2 separate regions of the Homo sapiens genome follow, and region 2 is linked to region 1. A link is a contact called in ENCODE Hi-C data. All regions are on one chromosome and are shown on one strand. The core of a region is the stretch at or near the end of the contact, and the rest is flanking DNA. Distances in the headings are between cores, read along the strand shown.

Evidence for each region. Hi-C counts contacts between places; a loop is a spot of excess contacts on that map. Pooled maps may share reads with other maps.
Region 2: a map of Calu3 shows a loop between it and region 1 (2.9-fold over the local background). The contact joins two enhancer-like sites. A Hi-C loop is called at or near these places in 1 of 168 maps with a recorded cell type or tissue (Calu3), 2 of 37 single-sample maps with no recorded cell type and 4 of 50 pooled maps.

What each region holds. Positions count from the first base shown.
Region 1 is chr5:163,914,469-163,917,506 of GRCh38, reverse strand. No RefSeq gene overlaps it. Among named protein-coding and RNA genes, the nearest start is that of LINC03000, 380 kb to the left of the region's middle. RefSeq lists a silencer at 927-1,036 and enhancers at 1,388-1,934, 2,017-2,146. Within about 2 kb of position 1,771, at least 10 of the 41 ENCODE cell types and tissues checked have a DNase peak (open chromatin) inside an H3K27ac peak, as active enhancers do.
Region 2 is chr5:163,564,524-163,567,900 of GRCh38, reverse strand. No RefSeq gene overlaps it. Among named protein-coding and RNA genes, the nearest start is that of MAT2B, 61 kb to the right of the region's middle. Within about 2 kb of position 1,889, at least 2 of the 41 ENCODE cell types and tissues checked have a DNase peak (open chromatin) inside an H3K27ac peak, as active enhancers do.

The DNA of each region.
Region 1 (3,038 bases), core at 522-3,021:
TACAAACGACTTTCCAAAGGACTTCAGAAATGGGAGAAGCATCGTAGACCGGGACAATGGCACAGAGGAGGGAAGAAAGACAGATGGCCCCCAAACAGCACCTTTAAAAACACTTTTTAAATTCAAAGTGATTAAGAAATGAACACCCATATTACCCATAGTGGTTATCTTTAAAAATGGGACACTGTTAAGATAATCCTATCAAAGGATTAAGAAATAGCAATATAGAGATAGGAGGAATCCAATCAAAGATTAAAGTGTGATGTCCAAGAGATATGTCAGCATTTCCAGGGGGTATACAATGGTGTACTAGTTTCTTCTGAGGGTAATAGATACTACACAAAAACAAAAAATATGAAAAGGGGTAAGTTAAATGTTGTTGAACAGATTTCTTCACTGTCAAGAGTATTCAGAGGAAATGTGCATTGTGAAACTCCAAAAGGGAGGTGTGTGATACATGCATGTCTGTTCCTCCCTCATCACCCCTACTTTTCCTTTTGGGAGCAAAATGCTGCTTGCACTGGGATTTTTTTTATCAGAGCGTTCAGTTCATACCACCCTTTTCTAAACTAGTAGATATGGCTGCTCCCTCAGGGTAGTATGTAGATTAGTTTTATAGGGCCTTTCTATGGGAAAGAAAGGGTTTCAGCAGGGCATGTATAGGAGGGGCTTCTCTGGTGCTTGCATAGTGGCCTTACATGTTTCTTCATACATCTCATGTAACATAATGAAATTTTAAATCCCCATCCTTGGGTATGATCTTTAGCATTAAAATGAGGGAGGGGTAACTTTAAGTTGAACTGCGCAGACAGGACCCTGGAGCAGTCCCTAACCCGCTAAACCAGGGACTTGAGGTTAATGGCTTCTTGGGTCTTTTGTTGCTGATTGGCTGGAAGTTGGGTAAGCTACAGCTTGGGTAAGAGGCTTGTTCCTTCTCCTCTAAACCACAGCAAAACAGGAAACCAGACAGCCTGCCTGTCTCAAAATGACCCAGTGTAGGCAAATCAGGTTCTCCCTCTGAGGAATGTGCCACTTTTAGCAGATGGACACAGAGGTAAAACTTAGGGCCATGAAGCATCACTACTTTATTCCTGCTAAGGGGTTCCCCTTCCTTCCCAGGGCCTAGAGGTTCAGGCCTCCTTCAGTGCTCTGAGCTGCCACATATCCTTCCACAGAATTCCACTCAGGCTTGGTAGCCAGAGATCCTTTGTTTGTAATCAAATCACTCTGAGGACAGCAACTTGCAACACTTCACAAATACATTTGAGGAAGGATTTGTTTTGTTTTTTTGGCAAAATAACCCTCTGAATGGGTTATCTGCAGAACACACGCTGCTCTAGGTAATAATAGAGGTCTTTTGTAACATACTAAGGGGACATAAACTGTCCTGGATGCTTATATTTGCTCATTGAAAATCACCAACTAAGGAACAATAATGCATCCCTCTCTATGTGTTTATGCCATAGAGAGGGTTGATATGGCCTTGCTAGCGATGGTGAAGCCACCACACAAAGGCACTGTATTGGCACTAAAACGATCGAGGGTCACAGGACTCCTACTCTGGGGAGAAATGTAATGTCCTTAGTGAAGCATAGAATTTACCAGGGTGTCATATTTCAAACTGACTGCAAAAGGGAACCTTGAGCTTACCACAAGGCTAGAGCTTCCTGGAGAGCAATTAGGCTGGTTTACAGAGCAATCTCCCTCACTCTAGAAGTGATACCGGACGGGGGGCAGGGAAGTGCTGGGTAGAGAAGGGTGGGGTCCCTGGTGAGGGCTCCACCCTCAGATCTGTGCCCACGGACCTAAATGAGGACAGGCATTTCTGTTTCTGTGCCCAAAATGTTGCCTTTTCGCCCACCACACCCACTATCCTGTGCCCATAAAAACCCTGGACCGTAGCAGGCACACACACAGGCGGCTGGACATTGAGAGGAGCAGAAGAACACACCAGCAGACACCGGCAGGCCAGTGATGGCCGAACAACGTGGATGCCAATTCAGCCAGGGGCATCTGGAGGAGAGTTTGGCCGCTGGGCAGGATCGACTCCAGGGGAAGAGCACCTTCCCACCCCATCCCCCTTCTGGCTCCCCATCCATCTCACTGGGAGCTACCCTCACCACTCAATAAAATCTTGCACTCATTCTCCAAGCCCCCGTGTGATCCGATTTTTCCAGTACACAAGGGAAAGAACCCAGGATACAGAAAGCCCTCTGTCCTTGTGGTAAGGAAGAGGGTCTAATTGAGCTGATTAACACAAGCTACCTGCAGATGGCAAGGCTGAAAGAGCACACTGTAACACACGCCCACTGGGGCTTCAGGAGCTGTGAACACTCAACCCTAGATGTTGCCATGGGGTCGGAGTCCAAAAACACTCCCCACCATCTGCTCATCTGCAAGTTGCCCCTAGGGCTTTGAGCACCAGGGCACTGAAGAAACCGGCCACACCCCTGCCACTACACGCCCTGTGAGGGAGATAAGGGAACTCTCCTGTTTCAGCAGGGTGTGGAGGGATGGGGGAAGGAGCGCTCATAAGTCTCCTCCCAAAGCCTAGCAATGGAGTGGGATGTTGGTATGTATATTTTTAGAGAGAAAAACAGCTTTTAAATTATATTCATTTAAGAAAAGTAAAATACTCTAATGTAGAGGCAAAACAAAGAAATATCCTTTTACAGGAAATGGGGGCTGGGGGACAAGTGAAAAGAAGGAATAGAAAGATGCTAAAAGCACATACCTAAATCATGTTAACTCTATCTTTGTGTTTCTACACAATTTCTGGAATGACAGGTACATGAACAGCAATAGCAGTAATATTCACAATAGTAATAGCAAATATTAATACTATGATTTGGGTCGTATTCTATTTACATTACAAACCATTATCCCCAACTACACAGATGACAAAACTGAGGCATGAAAGTAGATTAACTGTCCACAAGCCTGCCTCTTTAACAAATTAACTTCCCCATAGCTAATTATCTTACCCTAAACTAATTGTCTTCTTCTCTACCACACAAAAACATGCAAACATGATATAA
Region 2 (3,377 bases), core at 640-3,139, 350 kb after region 1:
AATTCAGTCACCATAACTATAAGAGAGCTGTATCCTCCAAAACACATAGTATGGCATTGTAGCCCCATGAAATATTTTAAAAGAAAACAAAAAAGGATGGGAGGAGGAAGGAAGAGAATGAGGAAGGGAGGAAGAAAGAATAGAAGAGGGAGGGAGGAAGAGTGAGTTTTAAATTCCTAGGTTTAAATTGTTTGAGAAACCCTGCATGCAATCGCATCTTTTGAGGAACTTATAATGCACATTAGCATAAAACTCCATTTGAAAAAAACAATCATTCTCCAAGCTTATTTGACCACTGAACCCCACGGGGCACACTCTAGAAACAAATAGTTTAGAGAAATGCAGGGGCAGAGAACCACACCAACTTTTGCAGAAAAAAAGAAGAGTATCACAGAAAGTGCGGATGGCCTGAGAAAAAGGCATGAAAAGGCACAAGGATTAGCCAGGAATTATGGTTGAGAAGAGGTGAAGATTCAGCTGGAAAAACACTGGGGCCAGATTACAAAGGACTTGGAAAGCCTGAATAGACAGAAAGAGGGGAGGTTCCTGAACTGAGCAATCATAACATAAGCAGCAAAGATGGAATGCCCTAGATCTAAGAGCTCAAGATCTGCATTGAGATTAAATCTAAAGGAGCGTGGGCTCCAAGGGTTGGGGAGGTGGGCTGTGGTTTTCAATCAATGGAAGTGTATGCAGTGAAAAGTGCAGGCTCTGAAATCAGACATTTCTGTTTGAAAGTCAGCGTTGTCATTTGCCCCCTGTGTAACCTTGAGGAAGTGCTTAACGGCTCTCTCCATCCCCTTTTCAGCAATGGAAAACTAAGTTTTAAAGAGAGTATGTGATTTTCCCAACATCCCCATCTAGAAAGCATCACAGCCAGGATTCAAAACCAAATGCAGCTGCCCCCAGAACCGTTGGCTTTGAACACAGTATTCCACCTTATCTGAGATCTTTTTGCTTTCAGCTCCTCAAGGGCAAGAAAGCCAGCCACTCACCCGATCTCCATGTTCTCTGTCTGCCTGGTACCCCTGGGCCTGGTCTCCTGTTAATCAGCTGAAAGCACCATCTTACTCACTTCCCCCACAGGAAAGATTTTATTGGAATATAAAGTTACATAAGATCTGTGCTATTGTTTTGAAAAAGTCACCAAACTTCACCGTTAGATAACTTATTTTTATTCCAGACTCTAGCTATTACAGTATTATCTTATTTTAAGCTAACAGATACACCCAATTCAGGTATAACACTGGACACAGTTCAGGTGACAGAGCCAGCACCACCACTCAGATATTTTGGTGGCTTCTATTCTTTGAGCAGCGTGGTTTAGCACTTTTGGGCACTGGGAAATTACCCAAGGCCAGCACCTGCCAATTTCCTTTTTGAGTCACCTCATTCTGCGCGTGATGCTCAACTCTAGGGCTCACTAGATCTAAGGGCTTCCCCCGCGCCCCATCTCTCCGTTTCCCAAATTTGAACCTCAGGGGGCCTGGGGTGAGCAGCCCTGGCTCCTTAGCGGCTAGAGAACCGGTTCCGCATTGGAGCCGCAGCCACCGGCTTATCCCGGACCGGCCGCGGCGCTGCGGGTCTTTGATAGCGAAACGCCCGCAGGCAGCACCTCTGGAGGTGAGTGTGGGAAGAAAGCCCGACTGAGCCTGGGCTTTGACTTGTAAACAGAGGCTTTGAAAGAGCAAAGTTGTGAGTTTGTCTCCACTAAAGCAAACTTCCTCTGCTGTTTGCTTTGGGAGTTTTGCCGACGTATCTGCAGAACAAGAATGGATTTCCTGTCTGTTCCTGCAGCCTCCTCCAGCTACGTGCAGCTCAGCTGCCACCGCGAGGCTGCAGAGCGGGCATGGAGACGCGTCTGGGTCAGAGCCCACGATCCAAAGGGTTTTCCCCTCCCGCTCTCCTTCTTTAACCCTTTCTTTCTCCCAGCTTAGTCAGGCAGTGTATCTGCAACTTGCCAAACGAGTGATGGTTAGGAGGCTCCGAGGAGCACCAGCCTTAAAACCCACTGCTTCCAAAATAAAGCTAAGGAAAAGTCAGGGCGTGGTCGACCTCTGAACGCGTGCCCGGTATGGCGCTAAGCAGTGTACCCATATAGGACAGTGACTACCTCGCAGGCTGTTGTAAGATTAAATGAGGTTGTCCCCATTGAACCATCAGGATAAAAGATGACTGGACTCTCAAGTGTCCTTGGGGTTTAACCAAGGACAACCCCAGGCCAGCCCACTTTTAAAGACGAAGCTCTCCCAGGTGCTGAAAATCGAATGCCCGCAAGGCCAGGCAATTACTCTAAGTGCTACAGCAGGGAGGTCTAGATTTAGGATCATTTTTTTTTCTTGAGACATGTGGCTCTCCTACTATACCTTTCTATTTTTTTTTTTCCTTTGAGACGGGCATGGGTATTAAATTCTCATTTTCCTTTTTATTACAACGAAAAGAGTACAAACGTGGTTAAAAAGGGCACCTCCCTTAGTGTCAGGAAAACAAAAGGGAAGATCTGTGTGTGCAGTGACTGCATAAAGCCACAAAGGTGGCTCTGCCGATTGTCACCAGGGGCTGTTCAGGCTAGAAATACCATGCTGTCCGATGTTTCAAGAAAAGCAAGAAACCTAGATCTTTAATGAGAAGTCTTTGCATTTAAGCGTTGAAAACTAATTTTTTTTAAAATGGACAGGCCAATATAACATGGCAAACCAAATATTCCCATAGAAAAGATGCTAGTACTGCCTACTTTTGGGTGAAACCTCTGCATTATTCTGCCTTAGGAAGAGTGAGCTGGTTAGTTCTGAGTGAAGACCTCCAGAACCCAGAGAGACTGGGGGACATTAGGAACCCAGCAGGACCAAGCCCATCCGTGAAAGGAACACTTCAGAGTTTCTGTGACCGCGGAGTAAGTAAGGTCACACAAGGTATCCTCAGAGAAAGCTGGCTGTAGTCTCCCTACTTAATGGGCGTGGAGAAACATTAATCACAAAGATAATCCAATAGGAACAACAGGATGAGAATCATATCGAAAGGGTATTGGAGGGTTTGGGGGGGAAAGACGGGTTTATGTATTATCTCTGTGACATTTTCAATGAAATGCAAAATCAACAGAGCATCTTCTGCCAGGGTCACTGTGGTAATGAATGCTGACCTCAACTTGTTAGCACACCAATCCCTCAAAACAGCAAAAAAGAGAAAAAATCAACTGCCTTTGCTACCTTTATCAGCATAAACAAAGAGATAAAAATACGGTATAAAATTTTAACTGTCTTTCCCCATTCTACCTGCAAATGCGAAATTCCCCTGTGCTTCAATAAAGGAAAAATACATCCAATGAAGTCTAACAAATGTGCCATCTGTTCAGAAAGCAGCAGGCGAGCATCTTTTAC